Linked DNA regions of Homo sapiens: region 1 is linked to region 2. Evidence: read pairs that join two places in POLR2A ChIA-PET (ENCODE). Cell type or tissue: GM12878. All regions are shown on one strand. Each heading gives the region's core, and the rest is flanking DNA. Links, peaks and the distances in the headings are about the cores only.

What was found. Peaks named below come from ENCODE experiments on the same cell type or tissue, not always from the same donor. Only the 100,000 strongest peaks of a DNase experiment are listed, where the experiment ranks them.
Region 1: POLR2A ChIA-PET joins it to region 2 with 5 read pairs; 1 of 35 experiments calls an interaction of 5 or more read pairs at or near these places.

What each region holds. Positions count from the first base shown.
Region 1 is chr6:106,123,744-106,129,314 of GRCh38, forward strand. No RefSeq gene overlaps it. Among named protein-coding and RNA genes, the nearest start is that of PRDM1, 40 kb to the left of the region's middle. In GM12878, for the core only: no CTCF peak of the experiment used is centred there; a DNase peak (open chromatin) is centred at 2,478; H3K4me3 peaks cover 955 bases; H3K27ac peaks cover 1,359 bases.
Region 2 is chr6:105,482,541-105,488,111 of GRCh38, forward strand. No RefSeq gene overlaps it. Among named protein-coding and RNA genes, the nearest start is that of PREP, 82 kb to the left of the region's middle. In GM12878, for the core only: a CTCF peak has its summit at 2,338; DNase peaks (open chromatin) are centred at 2,300 and 3,171; H3K27ac peaks cover 183 bases.

The DNA.
Region 1 (5,571 bases), core at 1,308-3,807, 640 kb after region 2:
GTGTTTCCTTTGATTGTCTGGTTCTCTGATTTAGGCAATTCATTTAACCTTTGAAATACCATTTGCTTCTCCATACCACTGGCATGATTGAGGAGCTTTAATTCATTCACCCAATATTTTATGAAAGCCATACTATGTGCATAATACTGTGTTTTGTTTTTGAATGTCTGTGCCTGTTCTGTAAGCAGTTACAAACTAACTGAGAAGATAAACATTTACACAGGAAAATAAAACTCACACTGTCAGGTAGCACATGGTAAGACAATGTTGCGTGTACAAGGATATTCATTGCAGCATCGTTTGTTTAACAACATTTTGGAAAACATCTAAAGGTCCATTAACAGAAGAAGGGTTAAACAAATTATGATCGTCTATATAATTGAATACTACCCAGACATTAAAGGAGAATGAGGCAGATCTACATGTACTAAAATGGAAGAGCTCTCAAATACAGCTTTAAAAGAAAAAAGGAAGTGTGTAGCCGTGAGTACTGTGCTGCCATTAGTGAAAAGAAAAAAATAGGAATATAGACACAAAGTCTTACATATGCATGGAATATCTTGAACAGCTACATAACAACCTGCAGAACGTGGATGCCTCTAGGGAAGAGATGGCTGGAGTATGGGCTGGGAGAGAGATTTGCTTTACCTTGAATATTCTTTTGTATCTTTTGAATTTTGTACCAGGTACATATATTATCCAATTATTAAATAATATTTAAAATGTGTCCTAATCCTCTGGCCAGCTCAACATTGAGGGCTGGCAAACATTAAATGAGGGACAAGTAGAGAACTTTTTCACAGAGGTCTGAACCATGGAGTGGATTCTCTGCAAAAGGTTTTAAAATAGTTCTGTTGGAGGAAGGCGTGGGAGTTACTGCTCTGTCTCCTTCAAGTCAGTTCCAATCCAATGCTTCTGACATGGAGAGCGAGACACAAGGAGGGGTTTCAATAACCTAATACTACATGACATGGGGTTTTAGGTCACCATCTCAACATGTTTATTCAAAAGGGAGAGGATTTGGGAAACGCAGGAGAGAAAGCCGGAAGATTCCTCCTTCCCTGAGAACCTGTGTTGTCACACTCATGGGTGTTCTCTGTCACCTGGACACATGTGGCCAAGGAGGGGACTGAGCAGCCCTGGCTCCTGTCATAAGAAAGGTTCTAAGTTCTTCCTGGCACATTACCAGAGAGTCTGGACTTCATAGACTCGAAGAATCTCATAGGGAGGAGGGACCCTGGAGATTTTGCTCAACTTCCTCATCTTACAAGCAGGAGACTGGGGACAAGCGACCTGCCCATGGACACATCAAGCATCAGCTGCAAAGCTGGGACTACACCCTCGGTCTTTTAACTCTACATGCAGTGCTCTTTCTATATCACTGCCACATGGTCACAGTCCCCTTGGGTTTTCAGCAGAGGCAATGCTAAGGACATGACAGTTATTTTCCTCAAACCGATCGAACACTGTGAGAGCAAGTTCAACAACTCAGGCTTGGGGCTTTCCTGAGACCAGGCTGCTGAGACAGTTTTGGGGTGGGGGTGGAGAACTAGGAGGTTCTCTCTATTGCTCAAGAGAAGGTGGGTGATCATACAGACTTTCCAGCAAACAGCCAGGGCAGGCAGCCTTCGGGGCACCCAAACCTCCCCACCATGGGTCCAGTCCAAGCTAGATGCTTCAGCATTGACACTCCACACCAAAATGGATCTCATATCAATTTTTATCTGTGAGGGGTTGTATAAAACCTCCTACAATCTCAGATCTGGAAACCATATAATAGGAGTAAAGCAGTCAGAAAAATGGATAACTTTTGCCCTTTTTTATGTGGGAAAAAAAACACCTCAGTAATTGAATTAATTTTTAAAAATATAACAAAGGGCTGGGCACAGTGCCTCATGCTTATAATCCCAGCACTTTGGGAGGGTGAGGCAGGCGAATCACCTGAGATCAGGAGTTCAACGCCAGCCTGACCAACATGGCGAAACCCCATCTCTACTAAAAATCCAGAAATTAGCCGGGCATGGTGGTGTGCGCCCGTAGTCCCAGCTACTCGGGAGGTTGAGGCTTGAACTGGGGAGATGGAGGTTGCAGTGAGGTGAGGTTGTGCTACTGCACTCCCTTGGGCAACAGAGTGAGAGTCTGTCTAAAAAAAAAAAAAGAAATGTAACAAAGGCCAAAGGCCAAAGTCCCCCGAATTTTGTCACCCCCTTTCTCTTTTTGCTATGCACATGAGTCCCGCTGAGGTGTGTGATCAAGTGAGCCCTCTGAGGTGTGTGATCAAGTAGGTCTCTGGGCACCGAGCCCACTGGCTGCGCTGGCAGCCCCCTCACTTCTCCTGGGCATGGAGTCCCAGCACCTTCCTCACCTGAGTCTCATCTGTGTGTGCAGCTCCAACATGTTTTACTTTCTATTTACTAAAATAAACTTCCTCTTTCATGATGACTTTGGAAAATGGACTCTGGACCACTTGGAGTTCATAAAGACACGAATCAGGCTATCTTAGTCCTGACATGAATCACTTTCTCTCCCCACCCATTTCCACAGATGCGTGGGTAATTTGGTCTCACTGCATCCCTCCTGCTGTCTTCAGGAGGATTTCCGCCACCTCGGCAGCATGAGTCAAAATGGATCATCCTCCCCGCCTCACCGCTTAACGAACTGAGGTGTGTGTTGGAGCTGAATGTTTACAACACAAAACCACCAACCATCTTGTTTCTTCATGTTTTGATGGCCCAGAAGCTGAGCTGCAGGGAGAGGACCTCCCCATTCCTGCGTAGAAGACAGGGGTCTTCTTATGTCTTAACTTTTCTTGACTACTGTTTGGCTTTCAGTGAATGCTTCAAAAGTTCTACCCTGTGTCCAGCACCCCAGGTCTTGATGGATAAAAATTCTCAGCACCTAAGCTGATCTTCATTCCTCATTTCCAGCCACAGCTCAAGGGGTTTGCAGTCTGTCTTTGGAAATGACTCAACCAACAGTTGGGAGTGAAAAAAATTAATGATGCCACATCTTTAGGCTTTGTCCTTTCATTTACCAAGTCGGTATTTAATGAACAACATAAGATTGTACTTCCTTGCAGTGAGTTTGCATTTCATGAGACGATGAAACTAAAGAAAAAGTCAGCCAACCTCACTGCTCCCTCAAGAAGTCCTCATTTCTGAACCCAATTATTTCACTTCTTATTCCTCGGTAGGAATTCTCTATGTACATTCATGACATATCCCAGAAGGGGCAGTGGGGTCTCACTGCTGCTTAAGGCACCTTTGAAGTGCTTTCTTGTTTCTATTATCTTGACTATTTTCACTACCCTTTCCCTCTTTCTTTCTTTTTTCTGCATTTTTCTTGTCAGATGTTGGCAGATTATTGAGTTGCCATCAGTATTTAAGTCAGAGTTCTGTTTTAGGCAATGGTTATTTTACAAATAGACACAAGTAGCTTCAAAGTATCCCCACGGCTTCTTTCCTCCTTCTCCATGTTTACTATACTATTATTTAGTAAAATTGTTAGTCATAAATTATCATTATTTAGTTAAAAACAAAAAAGCATTTGGCCAGGCACGGTGGCTCACACGTGTAATCTCAGCATTTGGAGAGGCCGAGGCTGGCAGATCACTTGAGGTCAGGAGTTTGAGACCAGCCTGGGCAACATGGTGAAACCCTGTCTCTACTAGAAATACAAAAATTAGCCGGGTGTGGTGGCACATGCCTGTAATCTCAGCTACTCGGGAGGCTGAGGCAGGAGAATCGCTTGAACCTGGGAAGCAGAGGTTGCAGTGAGCTGAGATCACGCCACTGCATTCTAGCCTGGGGGACAGAGAGAGACTCTGTCTCAAAAGAAAAAAAGAAAGCATTTTAACATAATAAAAATATTTTTAGGTGTTTAATAAGAAAGAAATTATTATATAGTAAAATTGTCCATATTTACTATACTATTTCTTTTTTTCTCCTTTTCCTGAGGCAGAGAGAAAGGGTAGGGGGAGATTTACTCTTGTTCTGATCCGGAACCAATCTTTAGTTCCAGTTCATTCTTCTCCCTGCCTAAAAATAAGAGTTAATGCTTCCCAAATGCTTTACAAACACACTCATATAACACCCAGCAAACATATCTTGTCCTCCTTTCAACAAGGAGATGGTCTGGCTCTTAGTACTATGCTGTCCTGTCTCTCACCACCTCTACGCCATCTAATCACCTCTTGAGCAATTAAAACACAGGTGCACAACCTTAAACATATTTGAAATATTTAAAAATAATTCATCTATATAATTTGGATCCGTGGACATTAACTTCCTCAATAATGTGACGCTGGCCGTATGCCGTGGCTCACGCCTGTAATTCCAGCACTTTGGGAGGCTGAAGCGGGTGGATCACCTGAGGTCAGGAGTTAGAGACAAGCCTGGCCAACATGGTGAAACCCCGTCTCTACTAAAAATACAAAAATTAGCCAGGTGTGGTGGTGCGTGCCTGTAGTCCCAGCTACTTGGGAGGCTGAGGCAGGATAATTGCTTGAACCCAGGAAGCGGAGGTTGCAGTGAGCTGAGATTGCGCCATTGTACTCCAGCCTGAGTGACAACAGAGAAACTCCATCTCAAAAAATAAAAAAAATAAAAAAGTAAAATAAAAATAATAATTTGATGTCTTTGAGTCTGGCTATTTATTGTTTGCTGTGGTGAAGTCTGGCATGGAAAACACTATAATGTTGACAAATAAGAAAAGCAACATGGAGTTCAAAATATAACACAGAAATGTCATGCTTATGAGGATCATATAAGTTATTTTGATGATAAGACCTTGTCCTTTTAGAACACTGGCCTCTGCACGGCTGGGCACGGTGGCTCATGCCTGTAATCCCAGCACTTTGGGAGGCCGAGGCAGGCGGATCACCTGAGGTCAGGAGTTCATGACCAGCCTGGCTAACATGGTGAAACCCCATCTCTACTAAAAATACTAAAATTAGCTGGGCGTGGTGGCACACACATGTAATCCCAACTACTCGGGAGGCTGAGGCAGGAGAATCGCTTGAACCTGAGAGGCAGAGGTTACAGTGAGCAAAGATTGTGCCACTACACTGCAGCCTGGACAACAAAGCGAGACTCCATCTCAAAAATAAATTAATTAATTAATTAAAAAAAGAACACTGGCCTCTGATCCACCAGAAAGAATTTCATAAGATTCAGTGATAAAGCTCAGCTCGTGGCTTTTTAGGTGAGCCCCTCATTCAGACTCTTTTAGACTCTATTTACTCCGACTTCATGCACAAATCTAAAAGGGTAGGGGATCTGCTTTCCAGTCCACAGAAGACTAGAAAGACAAATGAAAAGGCAGAGCCAGGGGGACAGTGCTGGAAACCAGCACCCTGAGAGAGGGTAGTGGAGGGAACTGATATCCAAGCAGCTGGAAGAGGAGCTTTGCAGACGCCCAAATGTCAGACCGATTCATGTCAGAGATGACAGCCCCATCCACAGCTCCCTGACATCGAGAAAGACAGTAGCCGTGCTCATCAGCACGTCCTGAAGCCACCAAGACAGGGACAGACCACGATCAACTGCAGCATGATGAAGAGGTTCATAACTT
Region 2 (5,571 bases), core at 2,050-4,549:
ACAAATTCTGATGTAATACTTAAAATTATTATTTCTTAATTCCAAAGTAACTGCTTTTATGACCAGCAAACTCCCAATGGTTAAAATTATTAGCTCAAGACATTTTGCTTTAGTTTAGACAAAAACCTCTAAGTGGCCTACTTTCATTTTCAGTTGGTTGAACAGTTTGTGGTTATATTTGAAATACTTTTTAAAAATGGTCTTGGGTAGGGAGTCAAATTAAAAAACCAAAAAATGCCAAACCTCAGTTTTTGAAAACTGTTTTCCTGAAGACCTGTCTAATCATTCCAATAAGGACACAAAGACATCGACCAATCACATAAATTCCTTATAGTCTCAAAAGCAACAGAAGGCCCCCCCCCCCACTCCCCTCCTCCAATGCAGGCAAGTTTTACATTATTTCTTAGATTAGCTACACATCTTGTTTTTCATGAATTTTAAAAACACATTTATGCCTCTCTGAGGCAGGAAGAATGGGAGTTAACAGCTCAGAAGGAAAATCATAGTGACATTGGACCACATGCCATCTGACGAGGGGATTACTTATAGATGATGTGTGTTCTCTAGTTATCCCTCAAACTCCCCTTGGACGATTAACTGTCTGGTTGGGAGGTGAAGGCTAAGACAGACAGATTAATAAACAGCTTTTCTTCACAACCAAGTCATTTGTTGAATAAAATCTATGGGAAAGCTGATGCCATAAAAGAAGTTAGATAGCATCACCATGGCATTATCGCCCTGGTTATCCCTGAACTCTGGAGACTTAATAATCTTCAAATAAGTAGTATTTAAACAAATCCCCTTTCAAAAGAAATGAAAAACTGGAGAGTTTATTTAATAACCACCACAAACATGAAGTGGTATAAAAAACTCTGCTTTCATGATTTAATTTTGATAACAACCAAATGTGCTGAGTAAGTCTTCAAGTCCCAAAGTTCAGCATTTTTTTTTTCTATTTTCCACTGCTTAATCTATTAAGAAAAACTAACAAAAATGATTGCTGCTGCTTTTGGATCTTTGAGCGTAATTCATCTTGTTTGTTTAATGCACGGTGAAGAAAGCTGGTTAATGGAGGTTAATCAGCTTGGAACCTGCTCAAGGACAGCACGTTGAGGTTTGAGAAGGGTGCCCTATGCCATCACAGCAGTGCAAAATGCAACAAAAAACGTCTTGCAGCTCTCTGTTCAAAGAGTCATTGCATGATAAAAGAGAAGGCTACAGTCTGACTCATGATGTACTGAAATAATCTGATATCTCTGTTTGGCTTCTCTAAGAGCAGAATTTCATGGAGTCTGGGATCATTCTGAGGGGCATCCATTAAAATGTGAGTGTGAGTTTTGCTTTTTTTTTGGTCTGTGTGCAGATTTCTATACAGTTATATTCCTTATTCTTCTTTTGGGTTACAGGCCCCTTTGAGAATCTGATAAAAGCTATAAAATCCAGAAGAATGCACACACACAGAAGTTACACATCTTGTTAGGGAGCTCCACCAAGTCCCTGAAGCCTGTCTGTGAACCCCCTGTTGCACGTACAGACAAGACCTTGTCTGATTGATGAATTCATCTTGCATTTTTATAACCTTTCCAGGCTGCCTGCATTTTATTGGTGCTTTTTGGCAAGGGAGCCAAGACTCCTAAAAAAATCTACAAGCATGAGATTCCTTGAAATGGAGAGGTAACAAACAAAGAAAGGAACAAAGTTAAAAGCCCGAGAACCCCTAAGATTTCATTCCTTCAGGAAAATCTGTGTCATAAATCACTTCTCCAGGTGTCTATATTTGACTCTTAGTTGTTTGTGTGGGAGTCCTTCCCTTCACTTTGCTGCCTCCACCTGCTTTCTCCCTTCCTTCTCACCGACCCCAGCACAGGCACAGTGTTACCTGTTCTGTTCTGTTCTGCACCAGTGGGACAATGTTGCCAACTGCCTTCTCATCTAATTTGTGAAACCAGGTCTCTTTCCTCCAACATATACAATCTTGTGTCACAGGATATCTTCCTCTTTCTTTGGAAAAGATATCTTCAAGAAGATAAGTTCTGAACTCAATAAATATTTTCCTTTCTCAAACTAGTGATAGATATAGCCCATTGACTCATTTCAAATGCCAGAGATTGCACTTGTTTTCATCAGTACGAGTTTGCCCTTTATGCCTGTGAGGAGCTAAGTATAAGCCAGTTTCACACACCCCTCCCCTTTTAATTCAGCGCCTTGTCCATATCTCCACACCCCAAAATGAGCAGTGTCTGTACGATCTTACTGGCTCTTAACCTGAGGAAGAGAGACCTGTGGTCATCTCCTATTTAAATGTTTTCTCTTTAAGTGCAGTTTTCCAATATTCCACTAGTTGGGGCTCTATACAAAGGAAAGAAAAAGAAGGGGTTCCTGCAGAATTATTTACTAAGAAAACACAATATATGATACCGCTAAACTATTTTCTGAGGCCCTGGAAATAAGCGCGTTAATTTAATTTTTGTTCCTATATACCAACCATGAAGTTGTATTATATCGCTATATCAGACGTGCTTGCTTTGCTTACATTGGTTAGAGAAGTAAAACCAAGATTATCGCTTTTGATATGATTTGCAGGTAACCAGCTTACCCATTGCGTAGTTATTACAAAATATGAAATTATAAAGTGCGCAATGGAACATTTGCTACGCAAGTGGTAAGACCATCTTCTTTGTAAGATTTTTCTAGGACAGTCATCTTTTAAACCCTTGTTGTTTGATTGAAAGTCTTTCCAGTCTTGAGAATTTGATTTCTGTGTCAGCCTAGGACCAGAGTTTGGACAAGATGATCTAATATCGGTTCCCTCATGAACCGCTGGGAAACTGACTTGGTCCATGCTAACATTTGCTTCTCTCTCTCAGCTTTTACTTACTTTGTGTCAGGTTGAAAGATTACCTCGGACAGTCACAAATAATCCAAGTCTCCCAGTGCTTTGCTTACCCTTGCTTGTTGTAGGTTTGTTTATCCTGTCTTTCTCCACCTCCCCGGAGATCCTTTGGCAAATCTGATAAACAATTCCTTTTTCTTGCTCAAGGCAGAAAGTCCAATCGAATACAATGGGAGGCCAGACTTGGCTGAAATGCAGGCTGCAGGTGTTCTCAGCATTGTGGTCATCTAAACCAGATGCTGGGGGAGTTGAAGCACCTGCTTCCCTTCTCTGTGTACACTCCGGAGACTACCACTCCTGGGTAGGCTGGGCCAGAGAACCAGGCTGAAGTGAGCGACGTACATACTGCAGCATCCTTTTGACAGATAAAATGAGTTGCTCTAGAAACAATTTCTCAAAATTCCCCTTTAAGTCCTCAAACACATACAGGTTGATCTGCTATTCTCTCTCTCCCTTCCCTGATATGACACCACTATTCCTTCAACACACACACACACACATACACACACACACCTGACAACAGAGCCTGCTTCAAGCAGATACTCAGAGACTCAGAGGCAACTTTATTTTTCCCCGGATTATCTAGGAAGAAAAGACTGGCTGTGGACAAGATGGTGATGACTTTTATGGTTCCGATAACAATGAGACAGATGCCAAAAGGCTTGCATAGCCTCAAATTTTATGAACATTTCTATAGGTGTCATAAATCTCTGAACAATCCAGAGAGAACATTAAATCTTCTATCTTGAATGTTGAAGATTAATAAGAGTTCAGGGGAGAAATTGGTCCTGAGGCAAGGTGACTATGTTATAAGCAGCTGCAGAGGTTGGCTCTGGTATTTTCATTAAGATGATTCTAAGTTGTATTATTTCAGCTCTAAATGTTAATAACACATTGACAGCAGGCCTGTGCATGTGTAGCCAAACCCTTAGTTGTATACCTGCACGAGTCAAGTTCCGTCCTTCTGTTAATATTTTTTAAAATTTTTATTTAAACAAATATTTAATTGTTTTGTAGGGACAGGGTCATGCTGTGCTGCCCAGGCTGGTCTTGAACTCCTGGCCTCAAGTGATCCTCTTGTCTCAACCTCCCAAAGTGCTGGGACTACAGGCATGAGCCACCGCACCTGACTCCTGCTATGACTATTTCTATTCTGATTTCAGTGTTTCTTTTTACCGCAAATACTCTTCTGGGACAGAGATAATGCTTTGCATTGATACAGAGGGATATATTTTATCTGTATATCTTTGCCCTCTGTTCTAAAAGTCAGCTGAGAAAGTTTTTGTCTTGAGGATTGAAGCCCCGACCCTGCTCCGCTCTGGAGGTTTCCATGCAAACATAGGCAGTGAGGGCCTAGGCCCAGGCCCCTTGAAGGGGAGGTATATCCTGGACCTCAGTCCTTCCCAGCACCCCATCTCCTCCCTCCAAGGGAAACTTGTCTCTTACCTGAGCCTCTATTGATATCAGAGCTTGAGGAAGCCCTTTAAATTTGCTCCCTGTATCTCTGTAATGCACAGACACATTCTTGTTGCTACACGCCCAGACCAACTCTACATTCAAAATAATAATTTTTCAAAGGAGAGACCTGGGGTAGGTTTGTGATGTTAAAAGATAAAACTTGGACAAATTAAATTTAACAGAGTTTAATTGAGCAAAGAGCGGTATGTGAATCGGGCAGCCTCCCAAATCAGAAGAGGCTCAGAGACTCCAGTGCAACCATGTGGTGGAAGAAGATTTATGAACAGGAAAAAGAAAGTGATGTGCAGAAAACAGAAGTGAGGAACAGAAACAGCCTTATTGGTTACAGCTTGGAGTGAGCCTTATTTGAACATGGTTTGAATAGTTGGCCACCCTTGATTGGCTGAAACTTGGTGATTGTCACTAGAGTAGGTTACGGTCTGTTTACACATCCACTTAGGTTATAGTTCACTATATAGAGAAAGCTTTGGGCTGAATTTAAAATATGTAAGGAGGTGGCTTTAGGCTACACTTAATTTAACAGTGGGCATGAGCGGGAAAGAGGGTTGGTAGGCTGGACAAGAGTGATAAATCAAAAGAAATTAGTGGAGTCGATTTGAGATGAGGGATGATATACGGTATTGGGTGAAAATCGTTTGAAATAAACCAAAGGATTCACAACATATTTTCAAAACAACAAAAAAAGGCTACCTCAGCTCTTTTTTTTTTAGACCTCCTGTCTACATTCTTTTGGAGCAAGGCCTCATTAAAAGAGGGGATTAGAGGCCGGGTGTGGTGGCCCACACCTGTAATCTCTGCACTTTGGGAGGCTGAGATGGGCAGATCACCTGAGATCAGGAGTTCGAGACCAGCCTGGACAACATAGTGAAATCCCATCTCTACTAAAAATGCAGAAGTTAGCTGGGCGTGGTGGTGCATGCCTTTAATCCCAGCTACTCAGGAGGCTGAGGCAGGAGAATCACTTGAACCTGGGAGGCGGAGGTTGCAGTGAGCCAAGATCACGCCACTGCACTCCAGCCTGGGTAACAAGCGTGAAACTCTGTTTCAAAAAAAAAAAGGAAAGGAAGAGGGGCTTAGACATAGTGAAACTAGAGATAGGGAGGATGGTCTGGCAGTGAGAAAGGGAACGGTAGATACTACTCCAGTCTGCAGATGCATTGTGCAGTGGAGTTAGGAATTTACCTGGGGTAGCTAATGGG